Linked DNA regions of Homo sapiens: region 1 is linked to region 2. Evidence: chromatin loops called from intact Hi-C (ENCODE). Cell type or tissue: CD4-positive, alpha-beta T cell. All regions are shown on one strand.

The links. Hi-C counts contacts between places; a loop is a spot of excess contacts. Peaks named below come from ENCODE experiments on the same cell type or tissue, not always from the same donor. Only the 100,000 strongest peaks of a DNase experiment are listed, where the experiment ranks them.
Region 1: a loop joins it to region 2, with 13 times the contacts of the local background. A loop is called at or near these places in 1 of 110 quality-filtered maps.

The regions. Positions count from the first base shown.
Region 1 is chr4:109,572,562-109,577,561 of GRCh38, forward strand. The region is part of intron 1 of MCUB (mitochondrial calcium uniporter dominant negative subunit beta); the gene reads left to right. Among named protein-coding and RNA genes, the nearest start is that of MCUB, 15 kb to the left of the region's middle. In CD4-positive, alpha-beta T cell, a CTCF peak has its summit at 2,045; DNase peaks (open chromatin) are centred at 1,970 and 2,540.
Region 2 is chr4:110,489,734-110,494,733 of GRCh38, forward strand. ENPEP (glutamyl aminopeptidase) reads left to right here. Exons shown (of 20, transcript NM_001977.4): 3 at 1,300-1,431. Among named protein-coding and RNA genes, the nearest start is that of ENPEP, 16 kb to the left of the region's middle. In CD4-positive, alpha-beta T cell, no CTCF peak of the experiment used is centred here; a DNase peak (open chromatin) is centred at 2,968.

The DNA of each region.
Region 1 (5,000 bases), 920 kb before region 2:
AAAACGTGTCTTAGTATATAATATCATAACTGACACTAATTCACTCTAGTTCAGGGTATATTTAGAAAGAGATTAATAACTATATTAGCATGACTTCATATAATGAAGTCATGTTATTTACTTAATTACGTCACTTATATACTTGGTTTTTTAATTTGTCAGATTTGGATGTCACTATTGATCAGTTTCAAATGCATAACTTTGAGATATTAGATATATTTTCAATGGCTTTTCATACTACTACAATATAATTATTGCTTTATATAATGAAATGGCTAGATTGCCATAGCTACATTATATATTTCTTGAACTAGTCACTCTTGTGTATTGTCTGTGGAATATTAGTAAGGCTTCAATTAATGAGTTGTCCAAAGTGCTATTTATAATATGTACATATATGTAGTATTGGAAGTATTTAATATTATTATTACTGATATAAACATATTATAAACTGTACCTGTGCCCAGCAATGTCAAAACATAAAATATCATTGTAGGTCCTGTGGAATTGTCTTTTTCTGGAGTCTTATTATTCTCATCCTACACTGCACCAGACTAATCTGCACTTAGTAAGCACATATTAACCATTGCTTTAAGAATATTAGGAACAGATTGGGCACGGTGGCTCACGCCTGTAATCCCAGCACTTTGGGAGGCCGAGGTGGGCAGATCATGTGGTCAGGAGATAGGGACCATCCTGGCTAACACTGTGAAACCCCATCTCTACTAAAAATACAAAAAAATTAGCCACGCGTGGTGGTGGGCACCTGTAGTCCCCACTACTCGGGAGGCTGCGGCAGCAGAACCGCGTAAACCTGGGAGGTGGAGCTTGCAATGAGCGGAGATCGCGCCACCACACTCCAGCCTGAGCGACAGAGTGAGACTCCATCTCAAAAAAAAAAAAAAAGGAAGAGTGGTAGAAACAAAACCGATTTAGCAATGCTAGGAAAAGGTTGTTTCTCTTAATGGGGGAGAAAAGTATGTATAGGATGAGGGAGTCCTGGCTTGGTAGTTGTGTACAAAGGATCTGGAAGTTTCCGTTGATCCACTCATGAATGATGGATTCTAGAAGCTAGTATGGCTCCTAACTAATTGAAGAGAAATGCAGCATCTGATTACAGCAAGAAACAGTTCCATTTCATTACATTGGGATTGTCACATTGATTGTCAGACTGAGTCAAGGGCATTGTGTTTTGTTACTGGGGCAGTACTTTACAAAGAACACTAACAAAGCTGGACAGGGAGGTGCATTCAGAAGATGATTAAGATGGTGAGAGTTCTTGTAGGAGATGATTAAAAGGGTTGAATTTTTTTTTTTTTTTTTTTTTTTGAGACAGAGTTTCGCTCTGTTGCTCAGGCTGGATTGCAGTGGCGCAATCTCGGCTCACTGCAGCCTCCACTTCCCAGGTTCAAGCTATTCTCCTGCCTCAGCCTCCCAAGAAGCTAGGATTACAGGCGCGCCACCACCATGCCCGGCTAATTTTTGCGTTTTTAGTACAATCAGAGTTTTACCGTGTTGGCCAGACTGGTGTTGAACTCCTGGCTCTGCCTCCCAAAGTGCCAGGATTATAGGTGTCAGCCACTGTGCCCGACTGGGGCTGCATATTTTTAATCTAGTGAAAAAGAAGCTGAGGAAAAGCAAGATATTTGCATTCAAATATCTGAGATGGTATCATGTGAAAGAAGGTTGTCATTCTGTGTTGCTTCCAAGCAAGGAAATTACTCCCAAGATAGAGCAGAATAGGTAGGCAGAGTTCAGCTCAGTTCAAGAAAATTTTTGTATCCATTCTGGCTGTTCCCTAATAGACTGCTTCTTGAAGTGTAGGACTCCCAAGTTTCTAAAATAACTCAGGCAGAAGCTAAAGAAGCACTGGAAAAACTGCCAACACAGCTAGAGCCTGGTGCTGGAGAAGCCATCTATATCTATGCAATAGGAGCCTGTGAAGTGAACACACCCGAACCAGGAAGCAAAATCTTTTCCTCCGTCAGTGGCTCTCTAGTGTCCTCTACTGAAAAAACTTCAGTGCCAGTCAGCAAAGGAAAAATATTTAAAGGTCCCAGATCTATTTTCACAGAGCAGTCAAAAAGGGAGAATTTGAGGGCATATACAAGACGTTAATAACCATCATATGAGGAATGAGACAGCAGCTGTTGTGCAGTACTTGAAGGTGGCAGCTGCACTCATGAGCACTGCCACGCTGGTCAGGCCAAGGAGGGATGGGAGACAGAGCCGGACTGGTCAAGCACTGATAACGAAGTGCTCATTTTAAATACAGTGTTAGTGCCTAGAATAGAAATCAGGGAAGCAGCACTTGTTCCAGGGACAGAGAATCCAACCCAGAGATGGATTGGGTAAGACAGAGATCCAAAAAAAGTATGAGACTTAACAATTGCATGAGAAGTTAGACTGAGTAGAAAGAAAGATGGGTAGATTATTGAGAAGCCAAAAAGTTAGCTTAAATAGGAGCATTTGAGACCCAGGGCTGCCGCAGGTCAGAATGGAAGCTGAGGTGATCTTAATCTCTACGCTTCCTTTCATCGCTGATGTTCTCTGAGGTCCCTTGGGTACCCAGCTTTGATATCTATCACAATGTCAGAAACCACTGAGGTTTGGAGATTGATAAACTCAGATGCCTTGCTAAAATTAGCCTACTGCTGTTCATCCCTTGTTCTGCCCGCTCCTTACCATCTGCCTTCCCCACCAAGGAAAAGCTTTGGCTTATTTATAGTGTAATAACTATTTAGTGAGAGTAATTTTGTTTTAGCTTTTTATTGATATGATATTATTAATCTTTCTGTAAAAGGTCATTGGGGGTTAGACTGTTTGTTGTGAGGTTTTGCCTGAAACCAACTCAAGTGTACTACTCATAACTGTTGTTCATTTGAGCTTAAGCTTGGCTGCTGTACTGACAGGTTATAGTCCATCTTGACATATGAAATTCACTTTATAACGAATCCAGCCACATTCGTTTAATTAGTTTATTCAATTTAGTGGGATTGTGCTGCCATTTAATTAGTGGAGTCTGAATTTGTGCCAGTGACTAAGCATCGTAATCAACAGTTGTTATGCCTGCAATTATGTGAAAACTGACACCAAAGTCTAACCTCTCTTGGAGAGAAAATATACCACCTTAATGTATCTTTCACACTAAATTAGGATGAAATATCTTTATAGTTATCCCATTTATGTAAGGCTATTAGACATTAGAAAAAGGTCATTTCATAAGTATAGCAGTGACCATTAAAATTATTAATATTATAATAGCATAGTAATATTCTTGGTTTTGAAACTTTAGAACAGCTTTGTAGTCTGTGCTAGTCACACTGCTTTCCTGGGAACCTTTTCACTCTTATCTACCTGGTTTAGTCGAATTGGCCATCTTAGTCCAACCTGACCTTCATTCAATTGGCCACCTGACCCAGGAATTTAGAACTAAGTCTAGGATTCTCACCTCTGCTGGCTGCTCTTTTGAATAGTGGAGTTGTACTTGGGGCCATTTGGTGGTGACCATTTTCTACCATGTGGACCAAGAAGCAGTAACAATTCATTTTATAGTGATAAGCAGAATGATGCTGACAGGCAGATAGGAGGAGACGAAATACGGATCAAGAGGACTTCCCAACCTCAATATAACACTCCAGTTCCTGATCCTGAGTCCATTCCTGAGGCTTAATTAAATCCTTCTATGTAGTCTCCGTTAGAGACATTCCTAAGTCCTCAGAGTAAATTTCCATTCTTACTTATGGTAAGTCAAGTAGGTATTTGTTTCTTTCATCCAAATAACAAATATATATGAAGTGATCATTCAAACTTATCAGAAAAACATTAAGAAATGGGTAAAAGACATGAGTGGTTTTCAGAACAGGGAATAAAAATGCAAATAAACATGAAAAGTGGTCAGCCTCACTGATAGTCAAAAAAATGCAAAAACAATAGTAGAAAAAGATAACATTTGCCTTTTTTTTTTTTTTTTTGCCTGTCAAATTGCCAAAGAAAAACAAAAAACTCAAAGCGTAAAGCATGGCATGATGTGGGAACTCTTTTGTGTTGCTAGTGAGAGTGTAAAGTGATTGTATAATTCATGGTCCAACAGGAAACAGATGGCCCACTTAGATTAGGATAATTAGAGGGAAGTTTATACACAAAGGATGATTCACAGAGATGTGGGCGCAGGGGAACCACTAGGGATGGTGTACTAACCTTGGACTACTATTGATGGGCAAGATGAAGGGGTTGTGGACAACAACCCTGTGTCAAGGGCCAAGCCAGATACTCAGAAATTCTTTCTTTTCTTTCTTGTTTTTTTTTGAGATGGAGTCTCACTTTGTTGCCCAGGCTGGAGTGCAGTGGCGCAATCTCGCCTCACTGCAGCCTCTGCCTCCCAGGTTCAAGTGATCCTCCCACCTCAGCCTCCTGAGTAGATGGGATTACAAGCATGTGCCACCACGCCCAGCTAATTTTTGTATTTTTAGTAGAGCCAGGGTTTCGCCATGTGGGCCAGGCTGGTCTTGAACTTCTTACCTCAAGTGATCTGCCTGCCTCCGCCTCCCAAAGTGCTGGGATTACAGGCGTGAGCCACCACACCTGGGCAGAAATTATTTCTTTATGGTTCCTTTAATCATGAACTTTCTAATATTATTAAAACTGAAATGGAAAAATCCTCAGTCCAGGTTAAAACTTCAGGTGCTTTATTCAATCATTTTTAATGACAGAGCTAATTTTTTCCAAGTAAATCCTGTGCAGTTTTTAATACCAGCAGCTTTTGAAGTCAGCACTCCTTTTGTTTCATTAATAATACATGTAAAACGATAGCTAATGCTTAGCATGTGCCATACACTATCATGAGCTTTGTCTCACTCAGTCCCCCTCACTTCTGGGAGTCCTGGGAAATAGGTACTGATATTACCCTGTATTTATTGATCAACTGATAAAGCAACTAAGGCTCAGACCCAGCCTGTCACCTGACTTAATTGAAGTAGAGCTTTGAATATTGCTAAAAC
Region 2 (5,000 bases):
GTTTACATACTTTACACATTCGACATGTAAAAGGGTCAGCCTCATCTTTAGGTATAATAATCAGAAGGACACCAGCCCCAAATTATGTCTCCCATCTTTCTGATCCACTATTTGAAATATTGTCATTAAAATTCATCTTTTTAAATGATAAAATATTCCTTGAAAAAGCAACAACAAAATAAAGCAAATAAACACTTAAGAGGATTAAAATATACTCTTAGCAGCCATCCATGCCTCAGTGAGAATTAATTATCAATTTGTTTTCTTCTAAGGTTTGATTGGAGAAGAAAGAGGAAAGGATAAACTTAAAGTATGACACACCAATCTAGATGAAGGTGGGGGGAAAAAATGGCAAAGTCACCAACTTCTGCTTAAGAACTTCCCTTATGGCCTTTTCACTGTGCAGAGTTACACTTTACCTTCTACTAGATCCAGATAGTAGTCCTGGAAGAAGGAGAATATTCTGGGTTCTTAGGCCATCAAAACTAACACTACTAGGTTTTTATGGTAGAGTAATGTAGCCTGGAGCCCCACCACGATTATACAAGGGCATGCACACCCGTGCTTGAAGTGTCAGCCGCACCCATTCTAATCCAGCCTCCCTCGCTTAATCTCTTTTTAAACCATCCCAAATAGAGTGGCTGCAGGAGATGTGGAAATGTTTAATAATGGAAGCAGGAGTTGGGCAAGTATTCGTGGTTGAAGTGTTAGGATTGGTGATCGACAGTGAGGACAGCAGAGCTGGCATGGACAGAACAAGCCAGATAGGTCAGTAGTTGTGTCAAGCAATAGAATCCTCCTCTCTGTCCATGGAGACCGAGCCACTGACTTTGGTGACCATACCTTTGGTGTTTGATGTAGACAACCAAAGACGGAAAAGAGAAGCCAATGTTCCGCTACACCAGGTACAGCAATTGCCCTACTGCCAGTCGAATCAGCAAATATCTGAGCACGAGTCTGTTTTTCATTAGGAGATTGCAGTACTCTGAAATATTATGGTCAGCATGATGTGTTTAGTGTAGACAGATAAACTCCTATTTAACTGATAGTCCACTCAAAATTTTATTTCTCCCTGAAAAACCTGATACAGTGTGTAATTCAGTCAGTCTTTAACAGTTCTAAAAACAAAGTAAATTTTCCTGTAGTCTTTTCAACATCACCACAAACAATTTGACCTCTAAGCTTTGACAAAGGACTTCTGGCTAGAAAGCAAGGTTTGGGGCAACCGTTTATTTGTTTGTCTTGCATATATATGATTGATATTTTGATCGATAAAAGTTTATCTTTTCTTTTCAATAGAAAGAAGAGTCAGTGGATGATAAATGGACTCGAACAACTTTTGAGAAGTCTGTCCCCATGAGCACGTACCTGGTGTGCTTTGCTGTACATCAATTTGACTCTGTAAAGAGAATATCAAATAGTGGAAAACCTGTGAGTCTCATTATATTTTAAAAATTTACCACCTATGCATTTGTAATTAATTATCTACCTTTTTTGGGTAGTTTTTTTTTTTTTTTTTCAAACAACATGCCTGAAAAGCCCTTTAGTCCCCAGGGTCTGTGGACTTGATAATACATAGAAAAATGTAGGCTGAAAGGATACAGGTAAAAAATAAACCAACACAACAGACATAGATATTTATGGCCTTAAATTATTTCAAGGGAAACATGTGCTGTAAGTCAAAAGCTAGCTCCTAAGTATACCAGCACAAATATATTAAAATGTTTGGGTATGCCCAATGTAATAAAATGTTTGGGTATATGTGTACCTCTCCCAGATATAGACTAGAGAGAGAGGAGGAAACCTGAGGTAAAGGAACATCCTTCGAATGACAAGGCACTGAAAAGTTTATGGCTCCATTCCTATATGTAATCAAAATAGGTAGCAACAAAGTATCCAAAAGCATTTTTTAAAAGTATGATAAAATATAAATAAGCTTTTTTTAAAAATATCAAGACGACTAGTTCAATAGTTTTCTTTCTTTCTTTTTTTTTTTTTTTTTTTTGAGACGGAGTCTGGCTCTGTCACCCAGGCTAGGGTGCAGTGACACGATCTCAGCTCACTGCAACCTCCACCTCCCGGGTTCAAGTGATTCTCTTGCCTCAGCCTCCTGAGTAGCTGGGACTACAGGCACCCGCCACCACGCCTGGCTAATTTTTGTATTTTTAGTAGAGACGGGGTTTCACCATATTGGCCAGCCTTGTCTCTAACTCCTGACCTCAGGTGACCCACTGGCCTTGGCCCCCTGAAGTGCTGGGATTACAGGCATGAGCCACCGAGCCTGGCCCAATCGTTTTCTTTTGAAGAACCACATACTTTTACCTAATTAATTTTTTCATTTTGGAGGCCCCCATTTTGCTTATATCCTGAACATATGTTTAGGTTGTCTAGTAAGCCAGTTAATTCACCTCTGTGCCATATATGTCATATATATAAAGCCTCATCATCTTTGCAATATAATTTTATAAGGAGGAAATCATCACCCCCATTTTAGAGATGAGAAAAATTGAAGTTTAATAAATTTAGGCTATTTATTCAAGATTACCCAGCTGGCAAGTGGTAGAAACTTAAATTCCAAACTCCTTCCAGATACTGTATCTTGCTTAGCCTTCTGATGTGTGATATTCTGAAAATATCTTTACCTCTTCATCAGTCACTGGAGGAGAGGGGATGGGTTCCTCTATTTCTGTGAAATGAACAAAGGGAAAATTTGCCTTTGCTTTGGTGTGGTAGGAGTTGATATTCAGATGTCCTCAACCTGGGTTGCCAGCATGCTGCCTATACCGTATACAAATTATAGCGAGTGGGGGATGTCCACAGACCTTTTCAAAGGGGCTGCATATCATGAGGACTCATCCGTATTCTAACTTTTCCTTGACACATAGGTTGCTTTGATGCAACCTTCAGTCGTGGTAAAGGGAACTACTAGTGGCTGATAGATAATACTGGTATGAAAAGGAAATGGCATCAGAAATAGGAAGTTGTTTTTTCTAGATTGTGCTGAGTGCAGTCGATGGCATTCCTCTTGCTTAATATAGAGGTGAGAACATTAGTCAAGCTTGGTTTTTTCTTTCCGTCTCATAACAAACATGCAATTTTCATCTGAAGCTGCTTTCTTCATCATTGACAATTCAATTGCATGACTGTCTTTCATCATGTGCAGGTGTTTCCCATACCAAGTTTTAAAAATTATTATTACATTCTGAGCAAATTTTTCTATTTGAGGTAGAAATACCAAGAGGAAACAGAAAGGCTAAGCAATTGTACTAAAGATGACAAAGTCTCATAGGTAAGAACAATGCATTTAACCAATCAGCAGAGGACATAGTACTTGGAGTTATTTTCTAATAGTGACAGTGAGCTTGAATTTCCAATATGACTCTATCACCAGGTCCTCTGACCAAGGACATTTACTTGTAATATTATACTAACTAGGTAAATCACTAGAGCCTGTACCAGTTAGTTAGCTGGGTTCTTAGGATGGATTTTATATAAAGGATTTGAAGTGATATAATGAAAAAATACAGTTTTGCAAAAGATCCCAAAATGTCCTGTAGGTGGTAATTATTTCTTAAATGGTTCTTCTATGAAAACTAAGAGCATAACATTTTGTTTTAAATAAGTGATGCATTCCATCATTTGGGAGGGAAACAAACATAATATTGTTTTAATACATTACTGTCCAATCATCTATTTTATAAGAGATCAACAGAAGCCAAATTCCCTTTTGAAACTTCTCAGAGGCTCTGAGCCAGAAAAATTACAAGAAAATGAGATATGCCACTTTCCCCTTCCTCCAACCCTTCCATAGAAGACAGGCAGCCAGAGTTTCCCCTCCTGAAAAAACAGTGGGGCCGTTTCCTTTAAAAGTTGAACAGAACCTAATGGGAGAAATTTAAGGCATCTAGTGTGAATGCAAATGCTCCACAGTGAGTTCCTCCTCTTTGGCATTTGGGAGGTTCCCCTCCTGGCTCCCTACCCACTTACTGTAAGTTGAAATCTAATAGTTGACACCCACCCAAGTACAAACTGCTCCTGGTATGATTTCCCACTCCAGAGAGTTACAGAAAAACCAACCTACTTAAATCTATTGAAATGTAACATCAGAGGAAACTCACACCAGCCTCAGAGTCCTACATTCTTAGAACTTAACAGACAAGCTAAGAATAACCAGGTATATGAGGAAAACAAGTAACATAAAAGAAAAACATCCAAGACAAATAGAAACACCGTGGGAGTAAATAGTGATAACTGGAGAAACAAAAGAGAATCCCGAAAAAGTCATAACAAAATTAAACATGCACACACACAACCTTTAATTAATGTATTCAAAAATTCAAGAATATGATAGTCATAAAAGAAAAACCAAAAAGTGACGAGAAAACGATCAGAAATAGTAGTCAGAGTTTTAGAACGTGATTTCCAAAGCATGGCTTGGGTCTGATCCCCAGGAACCTGTTTCCGACCCATTCCTTCCAAAACTGGAGCTCAATATGCTTATAGCTTCCGATCCTTATGTCTTGTTCCCATTTTTATATTTTATCACTAATTTCTGAGTATTAGGATTAGTGGGGTGCATCAAAGCATCCCTTTACTGTACCACCTGTACCCAAAGTCCTTTATTACTTTTTTAGTAAAAAACAAAAATAAAAAATGAAGCCATGTATTTGTTATGTACACCATTAATAGGTGACTATTCTTATCCATTCTTCTTCTGACAGTATTATTCTGGTACATTAACCACCTGCTATTCATAATCAGATTATACTATGCAATCTAAGAATCTATAATGCCCTGATTCAACTTGCTTGGGTATATTCACCTCTCTGACAATAGTTCCTTTATATCAATAAACACAGAATCAATGCCTGCATTCTTAATAGTTTAGTTGGAGAGAGTACAGCAGACTTTAGAGTTGAGCCATTCATTATGTTTAAAATATCCTTGTCGCTCATGAGAAAAATTAAATTGGTTTTGGAGGTAGCTCAGAAGTCTTTTCA